Regions from separate parts of the Mus musculus genome. Here regions 2, 3, 4, 5 and 6 are each linked to region 1. A link is a loop called in an ENCODE intact Hi-C map of the cell type or tissue named here. Cell type or tissue: left cerebral cortex. All regions are shown on one strand.

The links. Peaks named below come from ENCODE experiments on the same cell type or tissue, not always from the same donor. Only the 100,000 strongest peaks of a DNase experiment are listed, where the experiment ranks them.
Region 2: it touches region 1 in a loop (3-fold over the local background); 8 of 42 quality-filtered maps call a loop at or near these places.
Region 3: it touches region 1 in a loop (3-fold over the local background); 9 of 42 quality-filtered maps call a loop at or near these places.
Region 4: it touches region 1 in a loop (2.9-fold over the local background); 2 of 42 quality-filtered maps call a loop at or near these places.
Region 5: a loop joins it to region 1, with 4 times the contacts of the local background. A loop is called at or near these places in 14 of 42 quality-filtered maps.
Region 6: it touches region 1 in a loop (5-fold over the local background); 8 of 42 quality-filtered maps call a loop at or near these places.

Annotation. Positions count from the first base shown.
Region 1 is chr9:110,295,321-110,300,320 of GRCm38, forward strand. No RefSeq gene overlaps it. Among named protein-coding and RNA genes, the nearest start is that of Elp6, 7.4 kb to the right of the region's middle. In left cerebral cortex, a CTCF peak has its summit at 1,983 (motif pointing left); a DNase peak (open chromatin) is centred at 1,973; H3K27ac peaks cover 322 bases.
Region 2 is chr9:110,115,060-110,120,059 of GRCm38, forward strand. It overlaps Dhx30 (DEAH (Asp-Glu-Ala-His) box polypeptide 30), which reads right to left and starts at 2,557. Exons shown (of 23, transcript NM_001252682.1): 1 at 2,299-2,557; 2 at 432-523; 3 at 1-102. It also overlaps Gm10615. In left cerebral cortex, no CTCF peak of the experiment used is centred here; DNase peaks (open chromatin) are centred at 2,129 and 2,387; H3K4me3 peaks cover 2,439 bases; H3K27ac peaks cover 1,962 bases.
Region 3 is chr9:110,195,345-110,200,344 of GRCm38, forward strand. Smarcc1 (SWI/SNF related, matrix associated, actin dependent regulator of chromatin, subfamily c, member 1) reads left to right here. Exons shown (of 28, transcript NM_009211.2): 20 at 809-1,067; 21 at 2,285-2,446. Among named protein-coding and RNA genes, the nearest start is that of Cspg5, 46 kb to the right of the region's middle. In left cerebral cortex, no CTCF peak of the experiment used is centred here; DNase peaks (open chromatin) are centred at 2,422 and 4,700; H3K27ac peaks cover 753 bases.
Region 4 is chr9:110,131,362-110,136,361 of GRCm38, forward strand. Smarcc1 (SWI/SNF related, matrix associated, actin dependent regulator of chromatin, subfamily c, member 1) reads left to right here and starts at 663. Exons shown (of 28, transcript NM_009211.2): 1 at 663-947; 2 at 4,208-4,327. The coding sequence starts at 756. In left cerebral cortex, a CTCF peak has its summit at 3,009 (motif pointing right); a DNase peak (open chromatin) is centred at 596; H3K4me3 peaks cover 1,806 bases; H3K27ac peaks cover 1,068 bases.
Region 5 is chr9:109,889,745-109,894,744 of GRCm38, forward strand. Cdc25a (cell division cycle 25A) reads left to right here. Exons shown (of 15, transcript NM_007658.3): 13 at 1-97; 14 at 2,001-2,112; 15 at 2,335-4,146. The coding sequence ends at 2,475. Among named protein-coding and RNA genes, the nearest start is that of Mir7089, 2.6 kb to the left of the region's middle. In left cerebral cortex, a CTCF peak has its summit at 3,120; a DNase peak (open chromatin) is centred at 3,119.
Region 6 is chr9:110,098,117-110,103,116 of GRCm38, forward strand. Dhx30 (DEAH (Asp-Glu-Ala-His) box polypeptide 30) reads right to left here. Exons shown (of 23, transcript NM_001252682.1): 6 at 613-743. Among named protein-coding and RNA genes, the nearest start is that of Dhx30, 17 kb to the right of the region's middle. In left cerebral cortex, a CTCF peak has its summit at 2,989 (motif pointing left); DNase peaks (open chromatin) are centred at 2,977 and 3,374; H3K4me3 peaks cover 1,068 bases; H3K27ac peaks cover 317 bases.

The DNA of each region.
Region 1 (5,000 bases):
CTCTGGCTTCCACACATGTACCACGGTACATCCACACCAACCTGTAAGGGATTGGTCTGGTGCCGCTTGTATTCAAATGATAAATTCTGTACCCCAAGATCTGGTTGCCCCAGTCAGGAACAAGGAAATTCTCAAGTATACCAACCTTGCCCTCAAAGTTATCCCTGATTGACTAATAAAGATGCCTACAGCCTGGGCTGGGCAGAAGAGAGGGGGCTTAGCAAAGGTTCCTAGCCTTGGGGTCTCAGAGAGAGGATGTAAAAGAAGAAGGAGGAGGTTGACATGGGGTAGGGAGGATGGTGAGCAAATAGCCACAAGGGCTAGCCTGATGAAGCAGAAGCAGCCCAAAGGGAACATACGGCAAATAATATCTAAGGGATCAAGACAGCAAAGCAAACAAAATAGCTTAGAGGGTTGGTATCTGCCCAGCTCTAGTGCTTTAAGGCTTATCATAAAATATAAAGGCTTTTATGTCATTTATTTGGGAACTAAATGATATAAGTGGGGTATTTACCAAGTAATATTTGCTACAACATCCACCCCTCTAAAAGGTAATAAAAATTTAAGAAAAAAAATTCGCTGAGCAGTGGTGGCGCACGCCTTTAATCCCAGCACTTGGGAGGTAGAGGCAGGCAGATTTCTGAGTTCAAGACCAGCCTGGTCTAAAGAGTGAGTTCCAGGACAGCCAGAGCTACACAGAGAAACCTTGTCTCAAAAAAATCAAAAAATAAAATTAATTATATAATTAATAGATTAATAAAATAAAATAAAATATAATGCTCGTCTGTCCTATGGGGTACACAGTGAGGTACACAGTTCTGGGAGATTTCCTGCCAGCTTTCCCCAGAACTCTGTAGTGTCCAGTTTGAGCACAGGACCCTGCCCAGGCCTTTCCTGTTTCTAGCTCACTCCAGAGTTTCCTTCCACATTTCTTTCCCCTTAAACCATCACTTGGGGAAGCCTGGCAAAACTGTTCTTCTCCATTCTCTGGAATTCTCTCTCCTGTCTGTTCTCCTCTGACCTTAGAAAACTGACCATGGGTCCTTGTTTCCTTCCTTCATTATTATGTTTATGGGTTTAAAAAAAAACTTATCTCTTCATTTTATTTGTGTGTATATACTATCACTGCCTTTAGACACACCAGAAGAGGGCATCGGATCCCATTACAGATGGTTGTGAGCCACCATGTGGTTTCTGGGAATTGAACTCAGGACCACTGGACCATGTTTATGTATTACAGGTATTCAAGCTCCAACAATATACTAATGAGAAAAAGAGACAAACCCTGCCTGTCCTCTGGGGCTGGAGAGCCAGCTCAGCAGTAAAGAGCACTTTTCCAGAGCTGCTCTTCCAGAGAAGCCAAGTTTCATGCCTAGCACGCATGTCAATCAGGTTATTCTCCTCGCTAATTCCAGCTCCAGGGACCCAGGGGATCCGGTGCCTCTGACAGCCAAGGCCCCTATATTCAGCACACTTACCTACCCACATGCTCCACACACACACACACACACACATACACACACACATCATTTAAAATAATAAAAATAAGTCTTTTTTTTTTTTTTTTTAATTTGGGACTAGAGACCATTGAGGGGTTAAGAGAACTGACTACTCTTCCAGAAGACCCTGGGTTCTTTTCCTGGCACCCACATGGCAGCTCACAGCCATTTGTAACTCCAGCTTCAGGAGATCCAATCCATTCTTCTAGCCTCTGAAGACACCAGGTACACATGTGATACAAGGTCATGCATGCATGCAACACACACAGACAAAGACACACACACAGACAAAGACACACACACAGACAAAGACAGACACACACACAGACAAACACACAGACACACAGACATCTTTATTTAAAAAGAGGCGAACTAAGAGAGCTGTGTGGTTGTCCCTGGGAGCCGCACATGACCTCTGTTCTATCAAGCCTCAGGATTTGTTAACCCGGCAGCATTAGCGAATGTCTGCTGCCCTCTGGTGGGCATGTAAGAAATGGCCCAACTTTCTTCCAGCTCTGTTAGCCAGCTGTGGTTTATAAGTTCACCTTCAGCTCCATCCCAGACAGATGGCAGAAGCAAATGCTGTGCCCAGGAGGCAAACAACGTGACAATACCAAGTGTTTGTCAGAGAGGTGAGTTCAAGGGCACAGTCATGAGAGGAAAAGCTTTGAAGTTGACAAGGCCTGGACTAGATGCTTTAGTAGTCCTGCTCCTTTACCTCTCCCTCCCCTCCCCCTCCCCCTCCTCATTATTTTCAGCATGAACAGGGTCTCATTGTGTATCTGTGGCTGGTATGTCATTCTATGTAGACCAGGATGGACTGAGACTCACAGGGGTCCTCCTGATGCTGCCTCTCCAATGCTAGGATTAAAGGCATTCCTGCCTATCTGCCTATTTTGTTTCTTATTTTATTTTATTTTTTGCTTTTTTTTTTTTTTGTTTTTGAGACAGGGTTTCTCTGTGTAACCCTGGCTGTCCTGGAACTCACTCTGTAAACCAGGCTGGCCTAGAACTCAGAAATTCGCCTGCCGCTGCCTCCCAAGTGCTGGGATTAAAGGCGTGTGCCACCACGCCCGGCGCCTATTTTGTTTCTTGAAGATTTAATTGTATGTATGTATTTTGCCTGTATCTAAGTATGTACACCACATGTGTGCCTGTGCCTGTGCCTGTGGAGGTCAGAAAAGGAGACACCAGGAGTGTCAGATCCCCTAGGCATAATGTGAATGCTGGTCCTAGGCCATCTGGAAGAGCATCCAGCTCTTATACCTGGAGCCGTGTCTTTAGCCTCTATCATCATCATCACTTTTTTGTTCTCTTTATTATTACTGTTGTTGTTCTTGTTCTTGTTACTATTTTGTTGTTTGTTTTTTTTTTTCAAGACAACATTTCTCTTTGTGTAGCTCTAGCTGTCCTGAAACTTGCGCTGTAGACCAGGCTGGTCTCAAACTCACAAAGATCTGCCTCCTGAGTACCGGGATTAAAGGTGTGTGTGTGTGTGTGTGTGTGTGTGTGTGTGTGTGTGTGTGTGTCAATGCCACCCAGGCCCATTTATCATTTTCTAATGTGTCTGCATATGCCAATGTATCTGCCATGAGTGTAGACACTTGAAGAGGCCAGAAAAGAGCACCAGATCCCGTGGAGGTGATACCACACACAGGTGTGAGTGCTGCGAACTGAGTTTATGGCTTTGGGAAACAGCAAGTGTCTTAGTTGGTGAGCTACCTGTTCAACCCCCAGAACCATCTCTGAGTTGGAAAGATTGTAGCTAAGGGGCTGGGGAAGCAAAGATGTTTGTTTGTTTGTTTGTTTTGTGGTTGTGATTTTTTTTTCTTTTTCAAGACAGGGTTTCTCTGTGCAGCCCTGGCTCTCTGGGAACTCGCTCTGCAGACCAGGCTGGAGATCCTTCTGAGTTCAGGGATTAAAGACATGCACTACCACTGCCCAGATGACACTTAGAGTTCTTAGGACAGCATACCCGAGAAGACACTGGGACACAGAGAGAGCCTGGAGTCTGCAGAGGGCGGCTCTCAAGTGTTCAGTATAGGAAGATGCTCCCCAAAGCCAGGGAAAGAAGCCCAGAAAGACTAAGGGGGCAGAACTAGGAGGAAATTCTTTCAATCTAATAAATCGAAGCTATGAAGAGCCTGCAACTATAATCTTATTTCATGATGAAAAACTAACAGTTTTCACTTGAAATAAACAAGACAAGAGCTGGGCGTGGTGGCACACGCCTTTAATCCCAGCACTCCGGAGGCAGAGGCAGGTGGACTTCTGAGTTCGAGGCCAGCCTGGTCTACAAAGTGAGTTCCAGGACAGCCAGGGCTAGACAGAGAAACCCTGTCTCAAAAAACCAAAAATAAAAATAAAAGGAAAGAAACAAGACAAGAATGTATATGTTTTCACCATTTCCAGCTCATGTCCTTAAGTAAGAAAATAAATAAAAGGTACATAGGTGGGGAAGAAAGACATAAAATTATTCTACTCACTGACACTATAGTCATTTACGCAGAAAATTCAATGGAGCCTTTTAAAAGCTACAAGAATTAATGGGTTTAGCAAGGATGAGGGGTAAATCAAAATACACAAATGAAAACACGGATAACTAGGGGTGTACTTGCCCAGCATATGGGAGACTCCCTAGCAGCTCACATACAAAAAGCAAAACACTGGAGCTAGAGAGATGGCTCCCTGGATAGAGATATTTACTATGAAAGTCTGGTGACCTCAGTTTAATCCCCAAGCCCATGGAAAGGTAGGAGAGAGCTGATATCGTCAAGTTGTCCTGTGACCTCCACATGTACTTGGTGGCACACACCCACACCCAGACCACCACCACCATCATCAAAATTGTGCCAGGCCTAGAATCAAATTCATTTAATCACTGCACTAGAGGTGAAGAAGCAGGCAAATACAAGGCTGGCCTGGCTTACATAACAAGTTTTGGCCTAACCAGAACTACATAATGAGACTGTTTCAAAAACAAAAATTGAGCAGGGCAGGGTGGCACACACCTTTAATCCCAGCACTTGGGAGGCAGAAGCAGGCGGATTTCTGAGTTTAAGGCCAGCCTGGTCTACAGAGTGAGTTCCAGGAAAGCCAGGGATGTACAGAGAAACCCTGTCTCAAAAAACAAAACAAAACAAAACAAAACAAAAACAAAAAAGGGAAAAAAAGAAAAGAAAAAAGAAATCGAAAAGAAAAAGTACTATTTATGGCATGGTAATCCCAGCTCTCAGGAGGCAAAGGTAGGTGACTCTCTATGAGTTCCTGGTCTATAATAGTAAGTTCCAAGCCATCCAGGGCTACACAGTAAGACCTTTTCCCAAAACAAAACAAACAAACAAACAAACAAACATCTATGATAGTTTAGAAACATAAAATAAAATAAACTTGACAAAAAATAAAATAAACTTGACAAATCTGTGAAAGTCATGAAGACTGGAACTACAAAATATTTAAGATGACCTCAATGAATAGAAGAGAGAGACAGAGACAGAGAGA
Region 2 (5,000 bases), 180 kb before region 1:
ACAGACAGGAGTCACCATGCCCAGCAGAGTTTTGCTTTTAAAGTCTCTGGATCCTCTCTTGTCAACAAAGTTTCATATACCACAGTCTTTTCCTGTCTTCATCTCAAAAAATATGAGATTCAAGATATCAAATCATTTCATTTTATCGTGTTCTAGAACATTTCACAGAGATCCAAAAGAAACGTGCTTCTCTTATAATGTGGTAATGTTTTTAAAAAAATATTTGATTCAATCAAATATAATTTATAGAGATACATAAAATTCTAATAAGTCAAAATTTCTTGTGAGGAAACACAACTTCTAGTAGATTGCTTACAGGATGTCTTCAAGCCAGTAACAATGAACGCTATTCCTAAGGGGGCTACATGCTTTATGGTGTGGAAGAGCAAAACGCACACCGTGGCTCTATGAGCAGGGCTAAGTCACCTTACCTTATAAAAGCAGGGAGGGGCTCTGATTTTGCAGGCTTTTAAACTGGAGCTGAATTCTCTCCTTGCTATTCCTCATCACGAGGCTGGGCCTCCTGGAAAATAACAAGGTAAGGTCACTGGACTGGCAACCTTCACTCAGAGGCAAAACTATACCAATCATAGACATCAATGTACTAACTTTAAAAAGGTTTAACACAATAGCCTCACTCAAGAGGCCCCTGACCAGTTCTAGACCCACCAAATGTGAACTGTGCCACAGAGCATCCCTAAGAAAATGTTAAGAATCGCTTCTCGGCCTTTTGGCTAAGATCAAGTGAAGGAAATGTTAAGAACATTTTCTCCAAGCTCAGAGCAAAAGCCCCTTTGCTTTTCTAATCCCATAATGGCTATAATACCAATCTATCTAAAATGATACTTCCAGACTGGGAAAATTATACCCTCAAAATTCTCAAAAACATTTTTACAGTTTACAAAGAACGCCCATAGACTTGACCTCATGTAATCCCTGAAGCTAGCCTATGAAGAACATTCTCTCCCGGAGAAAGAAACTGAAGCACAGATATCTAATTTACCCAGGATCCCATAGCATCAGGACCGAATGAACTCTGACCCCATGGTTTACACGTTTCTATTACACGACTTTTCTTACATATCAACCTGTATTCTGCATATATCATGTTCATTTTTTGAAAGAATAAGTGGGGTCCAAAACTGGATAAAACTTTTTGGACTATAGCTTCATAAATTAAAATATTGAAAAGTTTGATCTTTGGGTGTCAGGTGGGGTACACCTACATAGAAACTTTGTCAAAGAATATATAAATGTAGAAGTAAAAAGCATTATCATAAATCTAAATAATAATATATAATAAAATCAGGAAAGAGTTCTCCTGCCTGGAAATGTCAGACTCTGAGATTTAAGTATAAATTATAAGATGTAGTCAAGAGGTGCATGGCACATGGCGCTGGGGTCACTGCATTCCAAGAAACCGTTGCAAGGAAAATCATTAGAAAAGGTGTAATTTTACTCTGGCCAGTAGGTTGCATCCAAAAACAAGTTGAGACCTTGCAGCTGGACGGCAGCAGTTTATTTGCTACCATGCATGGCGAACACCCATGAACTGGGGGTTGTAAGGTGAACAGTCTCTGCATTGGAAAGCCGCAATTAAAAGACCAATATTGCTTACACAAGGACTATCTAGAAAGCACATAGACGCTGTACTCTTGGCTTGAGGATTCTGAAGACCCCTGGGAACTCCACTTCACTGCAAACAAAGGACCCACCATGCATTAGGTCTTCCCCTGCAAAATGGGACAAGTCACTACCAGCAAACAAAGAACACCTCACCCCTTAGCCTCCCCCACTGACAAGGTCGGTGCAAAAGGAGGCAAACCAGAAGAGTCAAAAATGCACCAAGGCCTCCCTTTAGAGGAACGGTCCTGACCCGCACAGTGGGAGGAGGGGCAGACAAAGGTCTCGGGCACTCCGGAGACTTCCTCCGGGCCCAGCCTGGGGAAAACCGAGCATCCCCTGAGGCGAAGGCGTCGTCGAGCCAATGAAGCCGCCTCTCTCGGCCTCCGCTGAGCCCCTGGCAGTGAGGCCCGCCCCGGCGGACCGGTCTGGCCCCCGCCCCGCCCCGGCTCCATGGCAACGGCAGGCCGAGGCCTGGCTGCCCACGGCTCGGCCCGGCCGGCTTCCCGGGCAGGCCTAGGATGCCCGGCCTGCTCCTCGGGCTCGCCAGCTCCTCCTTCCCACTCTCTGCCAGGCCGCTAGCCGGACTCGGGACCCCTCCTCGCGCCGACCACCCCCGACCGTGTCAGGCTGCTTCAAGGGGCGCGAAAGGGTAGAATAAAAAGCCCAATTCACCTGTTGTTACAGATGTGAAACAAGCCTCGGTGCACGGCGCATGAGCCGCGGGCCCCCCCAACTACGGCCGGACTACAACTCCCACCAGCGACGGCGCGGTCTCTTCCGGGTCCCGAGGCGGAAGTCCCACCTGCGGCCCCGGCTCTGTTCGGCCTGGCTCTCTGTGCGGGCTGCCGCTGCCTTGGGGCTCGCGATGGGTTCGGCTGCCTAGGTTGTCTCTAGTGTTCCTCAGCCCACAGCGCGAGACAGTCAGTCTGCGCCTGCACCCGGGCACTGGCTGGAGGGAGCGCGGCTGTAGCCCCAGACACAGGCGGGACTTCCGGCGGAGCGGCCGGGGACGCGCGTGGCCTGTGCCGTGGGAGCCGGCGAGAGCCGGCGGGAGCTGGGGACGGGTGACCATCTCAGGCTCATCTCTCCATCCCCAGCCGCAGCTCTGTGTCCGTCGCGCCTTTTCTCTCCTGCGTCTCCCCTTGGTCTTCTGCACTTTTAGGGAGGTGAGCGATTTTGCCTCACAGAGACATAAACCAGGCAAAGGACAGGGTAGCGCTTGCTGCTGGCTTCGGGGGGTTGTGGTGAGGGACGACTGCGAGTCTAGGCCACATCGACACTCAGGAGCGAGGGGAGGGGGTTTGCCTGTTTGTCCTCTGAACAGAGTGAAGCATGGGTTCAATGAAATCCGCCGTCGATAAAGGAAACTCAGTGGCGTTGGGCAGTAGTTCACAGCTGGGAAGACAATATTTGAGGATGTGCCCTTTCGTGATATTTGGAGAACTAATACAATAGCTCGTAATTTAAAACAGACGAAGAAAATTCTATGTGCATGTGTGTGGTACCAAGTGACATGGCATCAGATCCTTGGAAGCTGGAGTTACAGGCTGTTGTCGGCCAGCTGTTATCTTAGGTTTTTTATTGCTGAGGTAAAAATACCACTTCTCACCTTATAGGTGACAACCTGCCACTGAGTAATGTCATATCAGGAATGGAAACAAAAGACATGGAGGAACCCTTGCTTACTGCCTCATGGCTGATACAACAGCCCCAGAATTTACTATCTCCCCAGGGGAGGCACCCTCCCAAAACCTCCACCCTGCCTAAAAGCCAGATTGGTGGGGGCAGTTTCTCAATTGTGGTTCTCTCTACCCAAATGACTATAGCTTGTGTCAAATCAACCAAAACACACACAACAACAAAACTACTAATCAGGCAAGTGTTCATAACCACTGAACCATATCTCCAGTCCGTTTTCCTATGCTATTTTTTGTGCAGCCATTTAAATGTATTGTTAGCTGTGTGCCACAGCACAGGTGACTTCAGCTGGTCCGAAGCTGGAGCAAGACAACTGGGAATTAGAAGCCAACCAGGATTGCATAGCAAGAAATGCTTCTAAACCTAGCATTCTGGAGACAGAGACATGCAGATCTCTGATCTGAAGAGTTCCAGGCCAGTCAGCGCAACATAGACCCTGTTTCAAATGAAGACGGAAAGAAAAGGAAGGAAGGAAAGTATACTAGTTGCTATTTTCCTGCTAGATTGCACAGAAGGCTAGGAGAAATGAAGGAGGTGAAACAAAGAATTGCTTCTTGAAAACAAAACATAGAAATCCCTGCAGTGCCCAACATGTTTGGTACATACTTGGAATCCCTATAGAAACAGGATCTTCAAGGCAAGCTTCATATAGACCAGTTTGAGTTATCCAAGACTGGATCTCGAACAGGCAAACAAATCCTTGTGCTGGTAATTTGAGAGACTGCTATTTATAGGCAGGTATGTAGACAATATGACCCTAGCCTCAGGAAGCCTAGTATCCTAGTAGAAAAGAGGAAAAGGGGGAGCCAAAGGAAAGAGATAAATACTAGAAAGGTGTGACGTGCTAGGGACACAAGAGAAGGCTTGCCCACTGCTGAGTGCTAAGAGTGTTGGTCGAGAAGTATGTCCTGAGACTACAATGGCTCACTATGGCCAACAGATTAAATAAATGTGTAGGCTTTTACAGAAAATAGATCAAAGTTTCTGAGTGTAGTACTGTGTGGATTAACCCCCATTTGCTACAAGTCTGAAGCCAGCCTGGGCTCCATTGAAAGACTGTCCCCACAATGAAGTAGAAAGTGGGTGCTGGAGAGATGGTTCAGCACTTAAGAGCACTTGCTCTTCTAGAAGACCCAAGTTCAATTCCTAGCATCCACATTGAAGCTAACAGCCCTCTGCAGCTCCAGTTCCAAGGAAACTAATTGTTCCTCTATCAGTACTGCCTAGACATAGACATAGTCAGACAAATATTTATACACAGAAAAATATATAAATATATTAAAGTGGACCAGCAAGGCAATCACCAGAGCCCACATAGTAGAAGGAAAGAACCAAATTGGGGTGGGGGGGCTGGAGAGATGGTTCAGTGGATAAGAGCACCATACGGCTCTTCCAGAGGTCCTGAGTTCAATTTCCAGCAACCACATAGTGACTCACTATCAGCTCTAATGGGATCTTATGCCCTTTCCTGATATGTCTGAAGAAAGCTACAGTGTACTCATATAAATACAAATAAATAAATGTTTTTTTTTTAAAAAACCAAATTGGGAAAATTGTCCTTTGATCTCCATATACATGATGTTGTGCTGTGGGGGCCCCACCCACTCACACATCAGGGCTTCTCTGTATAACAGCCTTTGCTGGCCTGAAACTCCCTTTCTACACTAGGCTGGCCT
Region 3 (5,000 bases), 100 kb before region 1:
TTACCATTCAAAATATTTTTCCAATTTAAAATTGTCAATTGCTATTTGAGAAATATAAGCGTTATTTTTGTTTTCTGTTACACTTTTAGCCCATAATTAGATATTCAGTGGTAATTAACTACCACCCAGAGTAGGTTCTTTGGAAGTTTTGTAGTAGACAATTTTGATCCAGTTAAAAAACTATTTTATAATATGAAAGTATTATATTAATTTTTTTGTTGCCTGATTGACAACTTATTATAAGGTCAACTGTCATGTTACCTTTTTTGTTTATTTGTTTGTTTGTTTTTCGAGACAGGGTTTCTCTGTGTAACCCTGGCTGTCCTGGAATTCACTCTGTAGACCAGGCTGGCCTCGAACTCAGAAATCTGCCTGCCTCTGCCTCCCGAGTGCTGGGATTAAAGGCGTGCGCCACCACGCCCGGCTTCATGTTACCTTTTTATCTTAATGTACAAATAATCATTTATGTTAGTAGTTTGAAATCGCATCTTGTCCACTCTGTTATCTTTAAAACTTGTGTCTCGTTTACAGAGGGCTGGGTTTGAAAGGCATGTGCCACCACAACTAGATCACTACCCAACATTTTTTTAGAAATACTATTGGCAGAATCTTGGCAAGTCTGGCTTTGCCTTTTATAGAGCAGTAGAGCCTGTAAGCCAGGATTAGTAGAAGTTTAAGACCAGTCTGTATCACGTAGTGAGACCCTGCCACACAGAAGCAAAATAAAGAGCACTGGCTTCGTTTTTCTTCTTTTCTGTATTACTTCCTTGTTATTTGATATTACCGATCTATTTCTGTCTTCACTTAGGCTCTGGAGATGTACAAGGACGATTGGAATAAAGTGTCAGAACATGTTGGAAGCCGTACTCAGGACGAATGCATCCTCCACTTTCTGAGGCTTCCCATTGAGGACCCTTACCTTGAAAATTCAGATGCTTCTCTTGGGCCACTGGCTTACCAGCCTGTCCCTTTCAGCCAGTCGGGAAACCCGGTGATGAGCACTGTTGCCTTTTTAGCATCTGTCGTTGACCCCCGTGTAGCATCTGCTGCAGCAAAAGCAGCGTTGGGTATGTACTTCTTGTGGAAGCTCCCTCTCCAGCACTGAAGTCTGGCCTCACATTCAACTATTACCAGGTCTGCCTCAGGTGTATCAACTCTGCTACGGAAGCAGGGGGATCTGAGTTTGGATGGGATGGGTGTTTGGATAGCATTTCTCCTGGGAGGTAGAACTAGACGGCCTCACCTGTCACCCTGTCAGAGACGGTAACTCGGACATGAAGGGAGAACTGGTAGAATCGTTTGATGTCAGCCACTAGTCTGTAGATGCCTACTGGATTGAGCCCGCAGACTTACAGCCAGACACAAGCTCACTCCCACACATACATACAAATGTTTTTAAGAATACAGCTGTGTTAATTCACATTTCTCTTTTATAAATCATAAAAACAAGCCACAAGGATAATGTGCTTCATAAAAATTAATGTGTGAAAATACAGTTGTAAGAACATTTGTTTTTCTTTCACCTTTTAAAGTCTATTTCTGTGTGCATGCTCACCATGATATGTCTCGAAAGGCCAGAGGATTAGCAGTGGGACGGTGAGCTCTCTCCTACTACATGTGTCTCGTGAGTTGGATTGTCGCCTGGCCACAAGTGTCCATTCAGGCTGAACCTTGTTTCTGGCCTATAGAATATTTGTAGAATTATAGAGCAGCTGGATATGTTGGCGTACACCAATGAATGCAGCTTTTGGGAGGAAGAGGCACACGAATCACGAGTTTGAGGTTCAGCTTGGACTACAGTGGCTCTTGTCTCAACCAACATACATGTACATCCACATTGTTTTCACACATGTATAAAGGAAAATACATGTTTTGTGACATTAGGATATTGGTTGGAGCTATAGAATGGAAGCTGCTTAATATTTTTGCAATATATAAATTTTAATTTTTTTATGTTAAAGGATTTATATTTTTAAGGTTGTTTGATTCTTGGTGTTTTTACAGTTACCACTCTAGCCAGCAGGGTGGTAAAATTATGACTTGAAATTTTAGTTGTTACTAATAGATCTCTACACATTTTTTTTTAAAGTATAATGAAGAAGGTACTATAATGCTTTGGATATAATCATAATCCTGGAGAAGTGATTGGATTGATTCATTTTATATTTTGCCCCAATGAGCTCACTGTAAACAAACTGATGCTATTGTGCCAGATTGTATAAGTCACACACAGGAGCAAATATCTATGCAAAATTAAGGTATTTTCTCTGTGATCTTGAATCAGAGGAGTTTTCTCGTGTCCGAGAAGAAGTACCCCTGGAATTGGTTGAAGCACATGTCAAGAAAGTACAGGAAGCTGCAAGAGCCTCTGGGAAGGTGGACCCCACCTATGGCTTGGAGAGCAGCTGTATTGCTGGCACAGGGCCTGACGAGCCAGAGAAGCTTGGTGAGTCACTGCTGCGTGCAGCATTCGCTTTATAGATGCTTGTATTTCCTGTCAATATGTAAAAGTACAGGGGTTGCTTACATTTAAGCAGTCAAAACGATCAATATAACATGCCTCTAAGATTTAGTACATGATATTTTTCTCCTCCCATTTTTGTGGGGTAAACAAGGGGGGATTGGTGCAGAGAAAGCAAGAGCTAAATACAGTACCTGGTAGCCAAGCAGTATCAGTTATTAAGTACATGTGGCTGATGATAGATCTAAGTTGGTGTGTGTATATGTCTGTGTGTATGTGATATGTGTAGTGTTAGTACATGCTTGTAACCATGGGTAGGTACATGGAGGCCAGAAGACAGACATTTCTTCCCATTACCATTATGCAACCTACTGGTAATCTAAGGCCTCAGTGTAATATGTAAGTATCTAAGTAAAGAACATTTGTTTAATTATTTTAAATTAGATTGTAGGAAACATGGTTTGTGGACCTGAAGTAGGTTGCATGTATTTTGTAGAGATAAAGATGTTTTTCTTAAGTAACTTCCTTAAGAGAGTGAAGATCAGTTTTTTTAAAATATATTTTTTTTTAATATATATTTATGTTTGCGTGTGCGAGTGCGAGTGAGTGCAAGTGCCAGTAGCTTACAGAAAGACAGTGTAGGAGACCTTGGAGTAAGCATTACAAGCAGATTTGAGCCACCCAGTGTGGGTTTTGGGAACTAAAGAGTGATGAGTGCTCTTAACCACTTTGCCATCTCTTCACTTCTCCCAGCATCCATCTTTACCATTCCTCTGTGGCCCGGGTGCAGTAGCACCACATGCTCCTCCCTCAGTCAGACTTAGTGGTGCCACTCCCCACTGAGCCATCTTACCAGTTTCAGTCCTTTTTGAAGGACATAACTTTCACCAAGAGGATGGAATGAGCAAGTAGTCAGCGGGCACTGAAGGTCTGTCTGGTCTGTCAGACATCTTATCGTAAATCCTGTTTATATTCTTGGTCTCAAGTCTTTACTATTTACAGCTCTATTCCTTAGAGAATCTTTAGCATGTTGACGTGTTTTGGCAAACAGGATGAACAGGAAGACTGACAGTTAGCAGATTGTTCACTAAGCTCCTGAACAGTCTTGTGTCTTAAGTCTGTCTTCACGTGGACAAGGGGCCAACTGGATCCGTTCAAGAGGGTTAAGGACTGTTAGTGCTGACACCCGAGGCAGAGGCACCTCGATCACTGAGTTTAAAGCCAGCCTGGTCTAAATGTCTTCCAGATAGGTCATAACTGGCCCTGGAACCATTAAGGACTTGGTAAGATTTTAGTGACATTTTCTGTTTAGCCTTCTCCGATCTTAACAACTTAGTATGTCTTCATATGTTTTGAGATAAGGTCTCATTATGTGGACCATCCTGGCCTTGGATTCACAGATCCACCTGCCTCTGGCTCTGCCTCTGGAAGGCTGTGATTAAAGGTGTGGGCCGGCGCCCCAAGCTAAAAGCCCCAGTTTAAAATCTGAACTAAGATCAGAGCATTACTGATCATTCTCTTTCTCCTTTTTCATCTCACCTTCTGCTCTTAGTAATAGAAGCCCTGTATCTTAAGTGAAGTTCTGTATACTTTTAAATTGCTTTCATCACATAGATGCAATTAAACAACATATGTTAAGTATGATTTTGGCTGGGTTTTAGATGTTGTAAAATATGGAATATTTAGACTTTTGAGAATTTTTTTTTATGTTCAGTATTTTGTTTTCCAATTTATCCATGTGTTATAAGAGCCAAGAAGCTGTTTAATCTACTCTTTAAAATAAGTTCTGTGTGATTACAATCCAGTATAGGTACCCATTCTTAATGGATCATTGCCTTTGTCTCTTACTTAAAGCATCTATGTACACTCTTGCATACTTCCTAGAATTCTGATACAGATTTTTAACTACAGTGTAGCTGGGCATATAGTTGGATTAGGTGACATAGCAAGACCATGGACCACATCACCAGCTTTGCCCTTGATGGTATCTTCCTCAGATTTGTTCTTCTGATCTGGAACACTGACATTCTCCAACCTTACACATTCTTTCTCATTTGTAAATTTGTGTGTAAACAAATCCTGTGGTTAGCAGTGTGTTAGGATATGTAGTTTCCCCCAAAGCTTGTGTGTCAGGTTTTACTTGGGCTTGCAACATTACCTGGTGTGAGAGTCCCTGCTGATGAGTGAGTATGCAATGTCACTTCTGTGAGCTTCCCTTTTCTGGGTCTCACTTAAGTATAGTCTCTTTGCTATTTCTGGACCAATCCATGAAAGAGCTAATTTTGGCTTCAGCTCAGATTCCTTTTGGTTCTCATTTCTGCTTATCTTGTACACGAATGCTTTATTAACTGTTTTGCATGTGGTTTCTCCTTTGGTTACTCATTGCTTTTTGGGTTTTGGAGAAAAGATTTTAAACCCACAGAGCTTTCTCTGCTTCTCCCTCCCCGGTATTTCAGTTAAAGGTGCATACACACCTCCCTGGCTTTCTTGGAGACTTTTATTTTATTGTTTTGTTTAGAATTATTTTATTCTGTGAATA
Region 4 (5,000 bases), 160 kb before region 1:
CGGATGATAAAAACACCAGGTTGAAGAGAGAGCTACAAAAAAAACCGTTGGGTAATTGTGATCACTTGTTCACTCAGGGACTGGTTTTCTGGAATACTTTTAAAGTGATGAATTTGAGAGAGTGCGAATCACAAAGGAAGATAATGTCCAGGTCGCAGAAGTAGCTGGAGCTAGGCCGACTAAGCAGAAACCATCTGATGTGGTTCGAGAAACATTAATGAAGCCCCAAGAAAGACTAGGTCTTTAATGCAGGTCCCCAAACCGACGCGGCCTCCGGGACTAGCAGGAATTGCTTACTAGCGCTCGGGGGCGGGTACGCGGGGGGGTGGGGTGGGGTGGGGCTCGGCTCGCACTGCACACCCTAGACCGCTTTTTCTAGTAGAGATACAGAACCTCCTTGAGATTGTTGACCGCCTAACGAATAGACAAACGGGGCCCGGAAGAGTCATTCGTAGTGTCTACCAACAGCAGAGGCTGAGGCTCAGTTCCGAGAGACCAGAGGAAAAGGCGGGCAGCCTCAGTCCGTAGGGGACTACCGGCGTGCTGCGCATGCGTACGCCCGCTCTCAGTGCCTGTTCGTTGCAGCTTTAGGGTCCAGAAGGGGCGTGGCCGCGCCTCGGCGCCGGAAGAGGGTTGGCTGGGCGGGGCTAGGAGGAGGAGGAGGAGGTGGCATCTGCGCGCGCGCGCGCGGGTGCGAACGGGAAACGCCGCGAGGGCCAGGCTAGGCCGGGCGGTAGACACGACGGACGGTGACTATGGCCGCGACAGCGGGTGGCGGTCCGGGAGCAGCAGCAGGCGCCGTGGGTGCAGGGGGTGCGGCGGCGGCCTCCGGGCTGGCCGTGTACCGGAGGAAGGACGGGGGCCCGGCCAGCAAGTTTTGGGAGAGCCCGGACACGGTGTCCCAGCTAGATTCGGTGCGAGTCTGGCTGGGCAAGCACTACAAGAAGGTGGGTTCGCGCGCGCCCGTGGGGACCGAGGAGCCACGCGACGGGGGCTGATGGTGGCTGCCCGCTTCGCATGTCTGGGGCCGCCCCTCCCCCCCCCCCTCCGCGCGCCACGAGGGACAACAAAGGCCGGCTCGGCGCTTGCCACGCCCCCGCGGGCGACTAGGCACGCGGCGACCTGGCCCCAGCTGCTGGCTCTCTGGGGCCCACGTACTCGCGTGGGAAGCCCCATCTCACTCTCTCTTATGTGCAGGAGAGGTGGAACTGGACAGAGTCGCAGAGCGTGTGTTTCTGTTCTTTTGTTAGCTGCCTTAGGTGTGTGAACAAAGAGCCCATCCTAATAAAAGTATCTTGAAGTTTTGTTTAGAGACCAGTTGTTGAGCGTCTAGGTAACTAAGGGCTTGCTACCCTATGTGGATTAGTAGGGGACCTTGGATGACTGGCCTTGTGGATTCATGTAGGTTTAAACCTTGTATTGTACAATTGATATAGAACTATTAAAAGTGTTGGTTTTCCACTTCATTGTACTTTAGGTGGTGTGTAAGGATGTGAGTACAAGCGAGAGTTAGGTTTTTTTGTTTGTTTGTTTTGTTTTTCGTAGCCCTGGCTGTCCTGGAACTCACTTTGTAGACCAGGCTGGCCTCGAACTCAGAAATCCTCCTGCCTCTGCCTCCCAAGTGCTGGGATTAAAGGCATGCGCCACCACACCTGGCGAGAGCTTAGTTTTTATCATATATATATTTTTTGCAATGTTAATTTTTTTGGGAAAAGTGTGTTTCCCGTACTTTAGAATGCAAATTCTGCTGAGTCAGTTGTTTTACAAAAGTCGTGAATTAACCCTTTGTTGACACTTTAAAAAGAATTACAACTATTTACTTTGGAGGGGTACACACAACTCCTGTTTTCATGTCCACTTAAGCAAATCAATTCTCCTCGAACACCATACTGGTCCAGGAATTGAACTTAGATACTTTTTTTTTTTTCAGAGACAGGGTTTCTCTGTATAGCCCTGGCTGTCCTGGAACTCACTTTGTAGACCAGGCTGGCCTCGAACTCAGAAATCAGCCTGCCTCTGCCTCCCAAGTGCTGGGATCAAAGGCATGGGCCACCCGGCTTGAATTTAGATCTTGATGCTTGTGACAAGTGCTTTTACCCATGTGTTTCCACCTCACTGGCCCCAATAATACCTCTAGTAAAATTTCACCTTTATATAAATGTTGAAAAATGAATCCCTTAGTTGATATGATGAAACATCCAAAACACTTCCTCTACTCTTAAATTAAGTAGTAGTGGTTACCCCATTGCGGACCCAGAGTGGGTGTTGAGATTTACAAGCCTGAAAATGCATCTCCATGTCCTGGCTCATAGTTGACATTTAACTGTCTCACCTTGCATAATAGTTGTTTAGTGTTTGTTGAATGAATGAAAAGTTAAACTAGGACCTGGGGATTTAAATCAGTTTGTAGAGTGTTTGTTTAGCATGGGTTAGGTCTAGAGTTTGAACCCCAGCACCCAGCAGAGAGCCACCAAAACCAGGCATTGGTGGCTCTCTGCTGCAGTCTTTTGAGAGGTGTGAAGTTCAAGGCCATCCTTTGTATGGATGGAAGGTTAAGACAAGCCTCAAGTACCAATATCAGACTCTGTCTTAAAAAACTAAAAAGGGACAGACTAGTCTGAACCATTTCATTCAGTGTCTGCAGCTTAGTGAAGCCTATTTGTGTTTGACAGGGAGCTTGGGTTGCTTTGGTAATACACTGGTGTTTTCAGAAGTGGTCATGTCTCTAAAGCTTTGAAGTCAGAAATACAGTTGACTTATTTCTGCTTGGTGTACCTTACACTTTGTCCTCTTCCTCCTCTCCCTGCTCTCCCGTTTCTGACACCATCTCACTATTTAGTCCAGACTAGCCTCAGACTTAGAAAGAGCTGCCTCCTGTCTTCGCCTAGGATTGTAGGCATGGGCCACACACTGGTTCATTAATTATTTCTATTGCATTTTACAGTGTATTTAGGACATACAAATGTAAAGGTTTCTTTGTGTGCGGAACATGCATGTCAGTGTCCACAGAGGCCAGCAGAGGGCGTCTCATTCCTTGGACCCGGATGTAAACTGTATTATCCGGGTGCTGGGACCTGAACTCTGGTCTTTGGGAAGAACAGTAAGCAGTCTTTTATCCTCTGAGCCATCTTCAGCACTAGAACAGAAATTTAAATATCAGCAATTAATATGAAACAAGTGAGACATGAAAGGTCTCTTTTCTTTCTGCCTGGGCTATAAGACTTCACTTCCAAAAACAAAACAAAAAACCAAAACTCACTGCTCCGAAGCCCCAGAGCTCCTTTTGTGGGCCGCAGATCCTGCTTTCAAGTCTAGAGTTCTGGGATTATGAGGATGAGCCACAGTGGTGGACTCAAAAAAAAAAAAAAGTTTTGGTTTTAGTTTCTCTGTGTGGTTGTTTTGCCTGCGTGCATGTCTCTGTACCAGAGTTTGTCTGGTGTATGTCTAATCTAGAAGAGAGCTTTGGATCATCTGGACCATGGTTTTGAGCTGCCATGGAGTGCTGGGAATCGAATGTAGGTGCTCTGGAAGAGCAGCCATGGACTCAAGTGCTGAGCCTTCCCTCCAGCTCTATCAAAGGTTTTGCAGTTAATTCATTAGTTACACTTCCCCTGTCACAAAACTACTTCCTGTCTTTACCATTGGTTTTCCTTTTTTTAAATGATTTGTTTATTTTTACTTTATGTGTATTGTTTTTAATTTGCATGTATGTCTCTGTGAGGGTGTTGAATCTTCTTGCACTGTGGATATAGATGTGAGCCGCCATGTTGGTGCTGGTCCTTTGGCAGAGCATCTTAACCACTGAGCCATCTCTCCAGCCTGGTTTTCTTTGTGTGTGGGTGTGTGTTTATGGGTGCTTTTCCTGCGAGTATGTCTGTGTACTCCATACATGACTGGTATCCTCAGGCCTGAAGAGGTCGTGGGATCTCCAACTGGAGTTAACAGACATTTCTGAACTGTCATTTGGGTGCTGGTAAGAGCATATAGTCTTGATTGCTGAGCCATCTCATTAGCATTTATGCTCTGCCTCTAAGTATGTACATGATGGGTTTTTATGATTCTTTATAGTGGAGAATGAACTTTGTACACCTAAAATGTGGTGCTATGGTACTGTTACTTAGTAAGTACTAGGAACTAACATAACATAGCTTTCTCTCCAGCATTAGCTGTACCAGGTTTTAAATCCATGTCTTTCTTTATCTTGCAGTATGTTCATGCAGATGCTCCTACCAATAAAACACTAGCTGGACTGGTGGTGCAGCTTCTACAGTTCCAAGAAGATGCCTTTGGGAAGCATGTCACCAACCCAGCTTTCACCAAACTACCTGTAAGTGCATGAACTTGTTAGTAGGCATCTCCAGTTTCTGTACTTTTAGGTGTTGCTTTTAGTTGATTTCCCTTACTATTGCCAGGCAATATAGGGAGAAGGGGGAACAACTTGTACAGAGGAGGTGTTTGTTTGTTTGAGACAGGGTTTCTCTGTATAGCCCTGACTGTCCTGGAACTCTCTGTAGACCAAGCTGGCCTGGAACTCAGAAATCCACCTGCCTCTGCCTCCCGAGTGCTGGGATTAAAGGCATGCACCACCACGCCGCCTTGTTTTTGAGACATCCGCCTTGTTTTTGAGACATCGTCTCACAGAGCCCAGGGCTGGCCTGGAGCTATCTGTATTAGAGGCTAGCCGTGAACTGTTCCTTGAACCTTTACTTCCTGAGCTGGGATTACTGGAGTGTGCTGTCATCTTCAGCTTAGTGGTGGAATTCTTTTGGGCTGTGCCATTTAATCTCTTGTATATTCTGCAACAATCATGGAGAAGTAATATTCTGCTATGGTTGCTCTCTGCTGTGTTGTCTATACTGATACTTGTCTGTTAGAGTACTCTGTGTGTGTGTGTGTGTGTGTGTGTGTGTGAATTAAAAATTTTAAATTTATTTACTTATGTGTGCTTGTATGTGTATGGACACATGCCTGACACAGCAGGCTTGTAAAGGTCAGGCCAG
Region 5 (5,000 bases), 410 kb before region 1:
AAGACTTCTTACTTAAGAACCCTATTGTGCCTACTGATGGCAAGCGTGTCATTGTCGTGTTCCACTGTGAGTTTTCCTCTGAAAGAGGCCCTCGAATGTGAGTACCACAGAGAATAAGGCTTTGGGGCGGAGGCTTCCTGACAGTGGAGAGCAGGGCACACGTCACAACCCTAACACAGGCACCTTTCACAAAGTCACAAGGCGCTCCAGTGCTGCTCCAGTCTACACATTATGTGTATACATGGCTTTTGTGGAAACTATAATTCCTATTATAACATAGTTTCCCTTAGTTGGACTTCTGTCCACTGATTTGTCTTTCAAACAGCCTTTTTTTTTCCCCTTCAAAAAAGGGTTTCACTGTGTAACCCTGGCTATTCTGGAACTCAGTCTGTAGAATAGGCTGGCTGGCCTCAGGGATTTAGGCACCCGGCCAAATAGACATTTTTACGATTAGTATTTATTTTATACTTTTTTTTATTTTGTGCACGCGCAAAGTGCCCTACCATAGTGTGTATATGGAGTTCAGAAGTCAGCTTGGGGGAGTGCTCTGCTGTGTGGATTTCTGAGCAGCTTTTACCCATCTTGCTCTCCCAAACATTTTTCCTCCTTTCTTGGTGGAGAAGGGGTTCAAGGTAGTGTTTCTCTGTTGAGTCCTAAATGTTCTGGAACTCAGGACATGTAGATGATGCTAGCCTCCAACCCAAAGATCCATCTTCATTGCCTCCTGGGTGCTGGGTATAGAGGCCTGTGACACTACCACCCAGCCCAGACATATTTCTTGAATGTAGTTGATGAACTTAACCTTTACGTTTTGATTGCAAATGATTTTCAGGCTTCTCCAGTTCAGTCTTACGGTGATACCAGTTGTAACTTTGTAGTATCACCATGGGTTCAGCCTCTTTCCAAATGACTCACTCTTGTTGGTCCTTTATATTGATTTTTACTTCGGCTCTCCCAGTTTCCCCCACTGTATTGCGTTCTACCGACTAGTCTCATAACGTCCAAGCAGTTGTTCCTTAAGCAAAGGGCAGAAAAGTCTGGAGAGCTTCCTCTGCAGATGTTGATGTGCTGGCGATACTCTAAAACAGCATCTGGCATGGTGGTGCATGTCTGGTTCCAGCCCTGGGGAAGCTAAGGCAGAGGATCAGAAGTGTAAAGCCAGCCTGAGCTGCATGCGATCCTATAAGAAGCACACTAACGTACTGTTAGGCTAGGAGTGTGGCTCATATCAGATAGAGCACTTCTCTAGTATTTGTGAAGTCCTGGGTTCAAGGGCAGGTATGATGGCGCATGCCTTTAATTTCAGCACTCAGATTCAAGGTCAGTCTAGACTACTACAGGATCTCATTACAGTGACATAGTGAGATCCTGTCACCCAAACAACAACAACAAAAAAGAAAACAACCCACCCATTTGAGTAGGACTGAATATTCACACATGAATGGAGATAGTGGGGGCTTGCATCCACTCTCAAATTCTTATTGTTATTTAACACTAACAACATAGCAAACCAAAAGTCTAGCTTCCTGGAGGGACATTTCAGAGTAGACAGGAGGCAGACAAGCATATTTTAAAAACTTAGAATTGTACAAAATGTTCACAAGTCCTTCAAAATGAGGTCAATGAGTGGAAGCTCCCAGATAGAGGACAGGAGACGAGTGGGGTGAATGAGATGTGAGGCGGCACACAGTAGGACACTGAAAACTGTGGCTTTCGTGCCGCTCAGGCAGAGTGCAGAGAGACACGGGGTTCTAGTAGCTACCGGGGAAGTAGAAGGCCTCGGCTGTTTAAAGGCACAAGAAGGAAGACTTCTACTTGGGTGAGAGGAGCAGAATGAGGGGACCATGGACAGAATGGAGAGCACGCTGGCTCTAAGCTATTGCTGCAGATGGTGTCGGCAGCAGGCAGGTGGAAGGAGTGCCAGGACACCACCTGTGTTGTGTCCTGTCCCCTAGCCTGAAGGAGGTGACCCGACTGTGTCCTTCACTTCTTTTCACTAGGTGCCGATATGTGAGAGAGAGAGATAGGCTCGGCAATGAGTACCCCAAGCTCCACTACCCTGAGCTGTATGTCCTGAAGGGGGGATACAAGGAGTTCTTTTTGAAGTGCCAGGTGAGATGTCTGTGAGCATGTCCCCACGCCCCCATGCTGGGCCATTGGGTCGGTTGTGGCTGCTGCTTGCCGGGGTCTGGGGGCGCACTATGCATCTGCTAAGTGCCAGGCTCCTGCTCACTGGCACCTGCTTGCTGCCTTCCCAGCCTTGCAGCTCTAGGCAGAGGAAGCCAGATGATATGAGGCAGGCGTATCCTGACCGTGTCTCTCCTGTTCCTTTAGTCTCACTGTGAACCCCCCAGCTACCGGCCAATGCACCATGAAGACTTTAAAGAAGACCTAAAGAAGTTCCGCACCAAGAGCCGGACCTGGGCAGGAGAAAAGAGCAAAAGAGAGATGTACAGTCGCCTGAAGAAGCTCTGAAGCCAAATGGTAGCAGCCTGAGCTTCCCTCTGCCCCGTCCCTTTTCCCTTTGCTGCAGAGCAGTAAGCAAAGGGGCCAGCTGTACGGTACCTGGAGAAAGACCTGGGCCTTCCATTCCTTGGACCTGTCTCCTACACTCCCAGGTTGGAGCCTAGGGCACCCTGCCGTTACACTCTTCTGTTCTGTAAGAGTCCTTCCCTGTCAGGACTGTCTGCCAAAGCTGGACAAGCACAGCACAGACTGGAGTCTGCAACACCGTGTTAGGCTGCTCTCACTGAGCATCCCATGAAGAAGGCCTTATTGGGTAGACCCTGGCCTGTCACGAGGAGAGAAAAGCCGCCCAAGTGCTGCTGGCCAAATACCAAAGATAGGCTGGAAGGGAGGAGAGGGCCTCGTGGATGACTCTTAACTTTAATTTATTCAGCTTCATCAATTATTTTATTATTGTTTTAATTCAAGACTTTTACTTTTCTGCTTCATTAAGTCAAAATACTGCCATTCTAGGTAGAGTTTTATCATCCTAGGAGCTACCTCTACTTTTAATTTAAAAAAAAAAAAAAATGGGGCAGGGATAAGAAAAAGGCAAACTTGTTAAGTTGTGAACAGCGCAAGGAGCTCAGTCACCCCTAGGAGGCGCTGCAGACCAGTATTGCTGCTACTCAAAGTCAAGGACTGAGATGCTGGTAAGAGCCTGCACCAGATCCAGGCTTGGCTACAGGACATAAGCTAACCTTCCCAGACCTACTTCTGCATTTTGCAGTGTTCCTCGGGGAAAGTCTTGTCTCCACTCCTCACCCCACGTCCCCATGACAGTGGCTGGTGTAGGAGTCACAGGAAGGCACTTTAGGCAGCTTCCATCAGGCCAGTACTGGAATGCTGTAGTGTGCCCCAAGGTGGAAGAGGGGGGGCATGAAAGAGTGGAGTCCACAGAGTGAGGGAGGAGCATGCCCACTGAATGTCCTTTTAAAAAAAAAAAAGTCATTTTATGAGTCGGAATATCCAATCAGTGTTGGGTGGGCACCCAAGGGTGAGCAGGGGGGCGGGAAGCCCAGGCTGTTATGTATCCTGGCCTACAGACAACTGTGGAATTTCTCAGGAGGGCGTAGTAAATTTTGAAGTCAAAGGTTCAGAGTTTATCATGTTTTAATTTGAGGGTCAGAGAGTGGTGAATCACATCAGTTACCCCCTAATCTAATCCCATGGAAGTGAGGCTCTCGGAAACACCTCTCGTCTGAGGGGCCAGGCTGCTTTGATTCTGCACAGCCTGTTTTGGTGCCTGCCTGTTGATATCCTTGGACACCAGCCTCTCTGCTATCTTTGCTCCATTGGGGTCTAGCCAGGTTTTTCTTAGGAAGAGTCTCCCCTCTTCCCTCTGCTTTCTATTCTGGGGGCGGGGAGGGAATCAGTGATATTGAAGATGGCTAGTTGCTTTGTTATGGGTTTGAGTTGCATTTGGCTATTAAACAAATCTTGTTTGAAAATATGTGGAGAGCAAGGGAATGAGCAGCCCCTTCCCTGGCGTGTTGAAGTATGTCCCAGTTGGTCCCTGGTCTGGTTTGTAGAGATTCTGTTAGCTGAATGCTTTCCAGGAGAATGGCTTGCAGATTGTACCAGCATAGCTAGCATTGTTAACCAACAGTTGCAGGCTCTGCAAATAAAAGTGATCTTGAACCCTTGTTCTCTGCCTAGTTCCTAATATACTCAACTGGGAGTCTCATTTGCCTTTAGGGTCCCAGGGTCACATAGCTAAATTAAGCCAGCCATATTTCTTCAAGAGGATATTAATAAAAAAAATTCAGTTTGCCTTTAGGAATAGCCGAAACAATCCCCCAAAAACAGGCGGTTGACAGGATGAAATGGCCTTCTAGGTCAGTCAGAGTCGCATGATGGGACCTATTAAAATAGTTTTCTCAGTACTCCATGTGGTCTTACAGCCTAGTCCTTGGGTTGCTAAAGGCCTGAGGATTGGCATTCAAGGCCATCCCCCACATGATAGAGAAACAACTCATGAATTATCCTCTGGCTCCCACATATAGTCTGTGGTGTGTGTGTTCATACCAAGTAAGTTTTTTAAATGTAAATTTCTTAGTACTTGGGCCAAGGTGGGAGGATATCAGATTCAGGACCGCCCTGATCTCAAAGAGATTCCAAGGCCTGGGGTGGACCTCGGTGGTAGAGGGCTGTCCAGCATCAGTTACACATGCCAGTCCCTGGGAAACAGGAGGAGAGAAACTAAAGGTGGTCTTTATCCTGACAACTGTTTTGCTTGGTATTTCAAAGGAAATATTGGGGGGAAAGTGAGGGAGGGCTATAGATAGCCAGGGTGGGTGTGAACAGTGGACTAGCCAGGTAGCCTAGATGGCTGGGGTGCCTGCTGTAGGGAAATAGCCAGGCTCTAAACATTAACTCATCCCAAGCAAACCCGAAGAGCCAGACAAGGTGAATAACTGAGGCAGAAACTGACAGCAGACGGGCCAGGACTGGTGAACTGGGATCCTGTGAGAAAACCTTAAGACCTTGGGCAA
Region 6 (5,000 bases), 200 kb before region 1:
TTTTTCATGTGTATAGAATACCTTCAGGATCTGGGAAGTGGAGGCAGGAAAACCAGCAATCCAAGGCCAGATCCTGTTACAGAGTAAGTTCTAAGCCAACCTAGTCTACACAAAACCTTATCTCCACAAAAAGCAAAAGATCAGTGCCAGATGCCTTTGATCTCAGTACTCAGGAGGCAGAGGCAAGCAGATCTGAGTTCAAGGCCAGGCTGGTCTCCAAAATGAATTCCAGGACACCCAGGAATAAAGACACCCTGTCTAGAAGAACAAAAACAGATAAACAAAAACAAAAACAAAACAGAATTTTTTGGCCTCTTTAAAAAACAAAAACAGGGGGCTGGAGAGATGGCTCAGTGGTTAAGAGCACTGACTGCTCTTCCAGAGGTCCTGAGTTCAATTTCCAGCAGCCATGTGGTGGCTTACAACCATCTGTAATGGGATCTGATGTCCTCTTCTGGTGTGCCTGAAGACAGCTACAGCGTACACATATAAATAAAATAAATAAATCTTAAAAACAAAAAACAAACAAACAAAAAAAAAAAACCCTGAAAGGGAAGAGTAGCCAGTTTTCTGTGAGTCAAACCAGTGTTTCACTTAGCCATCAATACTTACCTTTTTCTTCGGTCCATTCGTGTGCACATAGACTAACTTGTCTTTTGCATGTGAGATGCCAAGGGCTCTTCCAATCACGCTGTTGAGAAGGTTTTTAGGCTGCGGAAACTCTTTTAATAGGTCCCTAGAAGCTAAGAAAATAAGAATGAATAATTACAATTCTTTTTCTTTCGAAACTCCATAAGGTAGGTAGGTAGGTGTGTGTGTGTGTGTGTGTGTGTGTGTGTGTGTGTGTATCAATCTAAGTCACTCTGGGCTGAAGATGTTGGCTCGGGACCCCCAAGCACTCAATGGAGTTAGGAGTCCTGGGTTGGTTAGTCAATAAACTCTGTGAGTCTGATGTCTAAAAGAGGGTATTCAAAAAACAAACAAAACGCCAAGTGGTGGTTACGCACACCTTTTATTCCAGCACCCAGAAGACAGAGGCAGGCAGATGTCTGAGTTGAAGGCCAGCCTGATCTACAGAGTGAGTTCCAGAACAGCCAAGGCTATTCAGAGAAACCCTGTCTGAAAAACAGCAACAACAACAAATCCAAACAAACAAACAAAACCAAAGTATCTTCCACATCTATGCAGGAGAGCTCAAGGCCCCCTAAGCAGTGCAGAGTTAGAAGGACAGGCAGGCCCTGCAGAGCGGGGTGAGACCCAGATGCTCAAGATCATGCCTCCACTCGCAAGTAACCCCAGCCCTCTGCCGAAGTCCTCTCTAGAGCCCACAGAAAGGCTCCCAGCCAAGACAGAGCATGAGCCACCCCGCCTATCTCCCTGACATACCGGAAAGGGGCATCAGACACCAGGAGGCCATCCCTTCCCTTCCACTTATTCTCGACATTAACCTCTAAACAAAAATGTCTGCCATATCTCATCTAGCAGCAGCTCCTGCCAGACAAGGGCTTAGTTGGACCACAAAGAGGCAATATGGCCCAACTCAAAACAAAATGAAGTGCCCATTCACACAGAGTCAGAAATCTTTAGAGAGAAGGCTTCAGAAGTCTCCTCATTTGCCACTGTCATGTGTGGCATTACATTAAGCTTATATTACTCCACAGTGGAATTGATCTAGAGTACCATGTACTTGCTTCATCATAATTATTTGAGAAATTTTCACCTAGCAGTGGATAGAGTATTCTTCAAGGGGAACCTGAGAATGCCAGCCATGTTCAGATAGGATCTGTATTTAATTCTTATGTCTTTTTAAAAGTTCATTTATTGCTGAGCAGGTGTTAACTTTTAATCCCCTCACTTGGGAGACAAAGACATGTGAATCTCTGAGTTTCAGGCCAGCCAGGGCTATAGAGTGAGACCCTAATTAAAAAAAAAAAAATCATTAATATGTGTGTACACATGTACGTGAAGTCAGAGGTTAGCCCTGGCAGACCTATTCTCTCCCTCCACTGTGATAAGGGGTTGGAATTTGAGTTTATTATCTACCAGACTTGTATGCAAGCGCTTTTACCAGAGGACCCATTTCACCAGTGCTAAATTTTGAAAATATTCCTCCAAAACTCTGGAATAACCTGGTTATCTAATTTGGGATATTTATCTGGAACAGATTTCTGTCAACTAGCACAATAGGAGGGTCCTGCCTGGACCACTCTCCTAAATGCTGTGTTATGAATCATGTAAGAACCAAGTAGTTATAAACAGTTCCTAAGCAGACTCAAGGAGAGTTGAACCCATCTTGCAGCCCTATGCTAAGTAGATATGCACAGACACCACACCCCCAGATCTTCAAGATGGGTAAAGAAAGGCCAGCGAGCTCACTCCACCTATCTTAATGGCCATGATGTACTAATCATGATGTCAGAGCTAACCCTCAATGCCACTCAACCTGGCAGAAGTAGGATATTTAAGTGATTCTTCCCCCCACCCCCCGCCTCGCCCCCATCCATCTACATGCAGGTGTGCTGGGTTCTAGGTGGACCTAAGACACACCAGGCTTTCTAACAGCAAGGCAGAGACTCACAGATGTAAAAAGTTTAAACTACTTTCCAGAATAAAGCCTTGACCGGGCGCTGTCCCGCACCCCTTGCTTGTCTTCCCTAGTCAAGGACATCGGAGCCAAATCTCAGCTTCACTATCCTCACCGTTCACCATGCTTCCGTCACCCTCCCCAGGCTCGCTAGGGGCCACCTCTGATTCGACCTCGGCAGCTTCCTGAGTGCCATCAGAGCGGACAAAGCTTGATGAGAAGCCGCGCGAACATCCTTGTCGCCCGGAAGCGACAAGGGGATCCGGCGGCCGGAGGCGCGGAGAGACGCCGGCAGCCAGCGCCATGAGCCGCCTGGCAGCCGCCATCGCGATCCCACCAGTCCCTGCGGCCCCAGACCGCGACAGTACCTTCGAGGGCTCAGCAACTGGCAGCATTACCGTACGCCCTCTGCTGGCCGGGGGGACTCGGTGCCGACCTGAGAGCATGAAAGCTAGGCTACAGCTAGGATGCATACCACAGCCTAAGCCTCCTCACCTGGAAATCCAAACCACAGACTAGGCATCTGGATCTCAACCAGGAAAGGGAATAGGATGATTTTAGAAAATAGCGCTAGGTATTTGCTCAACGTCCATTCAAAAAACCGAGCCAAGTTCCCTCCAGGTCCTACACATGGTAAATTCCTTACAAACTGCTTTGTAATGCCTGACTTGGTTGTTGATACAGTGCTAAGCAGGGCACCCATCTCCTATAGGTAACCCTGGTGAAGACTCTAGAATAGATAGAGAAGACCTCTTAAATATAAACTGATTTTAATCCCTGGACTGGAGTCAAGGGAGAAAGCACTGTGCCAAGAAACTGAGCCGACTCCACAGTTAAGAGTGGAGACCTGCTCTTCCTCACTTGGGTGAAGGCTGCAATTTTACTTCCAAACTACTGTGCCTGGATTTTATTCTTCTTCTGTCTCTTAAGGCTTCTGAGGACTTGGGAGGGCTGGGAATGAAATTAGATCTGAAAGCAGTGACTATGTTGAGGGTGGACATCAATGTCTCTGGACCTTGGGAGAAAGCTTTGCTGGGTGGTTGGCAGTTTAAGTTGTCTAAATTGGGAAGAAGAAATGTGTTTCATTCTAGCCATGACTTGAATAATCCCCTAGAGAGCTCATTAAAACACATCACTGCTCGGCATGGTGTTTGTACATTTAATCCCAGCACTTGGGAGGCAGAGGCAGGCGGATTTCTGCGTTCGAGGCCAGCCTGGTCTACAGAGTGAGTTCCAGGACAGCCAGGACTACACAGAGAAACCCTGTCTGGAGAAACCTAAATTAATTAATTAATTAATGAAAAAAAAACCATGTTACTAAGCTGGTTGCGGTGGTGCAAACCTTTAGTCCCAGCCTTTGGGAGGCAGAGGGAGGTAGATCTCTGTACATGTGAGGACTGCCAAGGACAGAAAAACTGTGTCTTGGAAAACCAAATGTGTGGTGAGACCTGCCTGTAACTCAGCACTCAGATGCAGCAGCAGGACTGACTGCTTCATGTTCAAGTCTAGCCTGGTCTCCACGGAAGTTCTAGGCTAACGTGGGTTATATACTGCATCAAAAAATAAAACAAACAAACAAAACACCACAAAAACCAGGTCTGGGGATGGAGTTTAGATTAATCATGTTCACAAGATTTGAGCATCAGTACTGTATAGTGGGAGCACGTCTCTGAATCCCACATTGGGAAATGGAGGAAGGAGGACTGGGAGTTCTAAGTCATCTCTGGTAATAGAAAATAAAAAGTTGAGGCCAACATGCGCCTCTGACTTTTTTTTGCTTCTTTGTTTTTGAGACAGGTATAGCCCTGGCTGTCCTAGAACTCACTCTGTAGACCATGCTGGCCTTAGGCCCACCTGCCTAAGGCCACCCAAGTCCACCTGCCTCTACCACCCAAGTCCTGGGATTAAAGACATACACAACCACCACCTGCCTACATGAGCCACCATGCACATGGTGGACAGACAAATATGAAGGCAAAACATCCACACAAATAAGCCAGACAGTGGCCAAATACCTCCAACCTCCAGGTCAGCCTGATATATTGAGCGAGTTCTAGGACAGCCAGGACTGCACAGAGAAACCTTGTCTTAAAAACAAAAAACACGCCGGGCGTGGTGGTGCACGCCTTTAATCCCAGCACTCGGGAGGCAGAGGCAGGCGGATTTCTGAGTTCGAGGCCAGCCTGGTCTACAAAGTGAGTTCCAGGACAGCCAGGGCTATACAGAGAAACCCTGCCTCGAAAAAACAAAACAAAACAAAACAAAACAAAAAAAAACAAAAAACACATGATTCCCCAAGGGCTTTGCATATGGCAGTGTGGCTCATTACTTTGTCAGACAGAAGTCTAACCAGTTTCAAAAATGGTCCTCAAAGACTATAAATAGCCCAATTTTCATCCCAAGGATGAAGTCATTT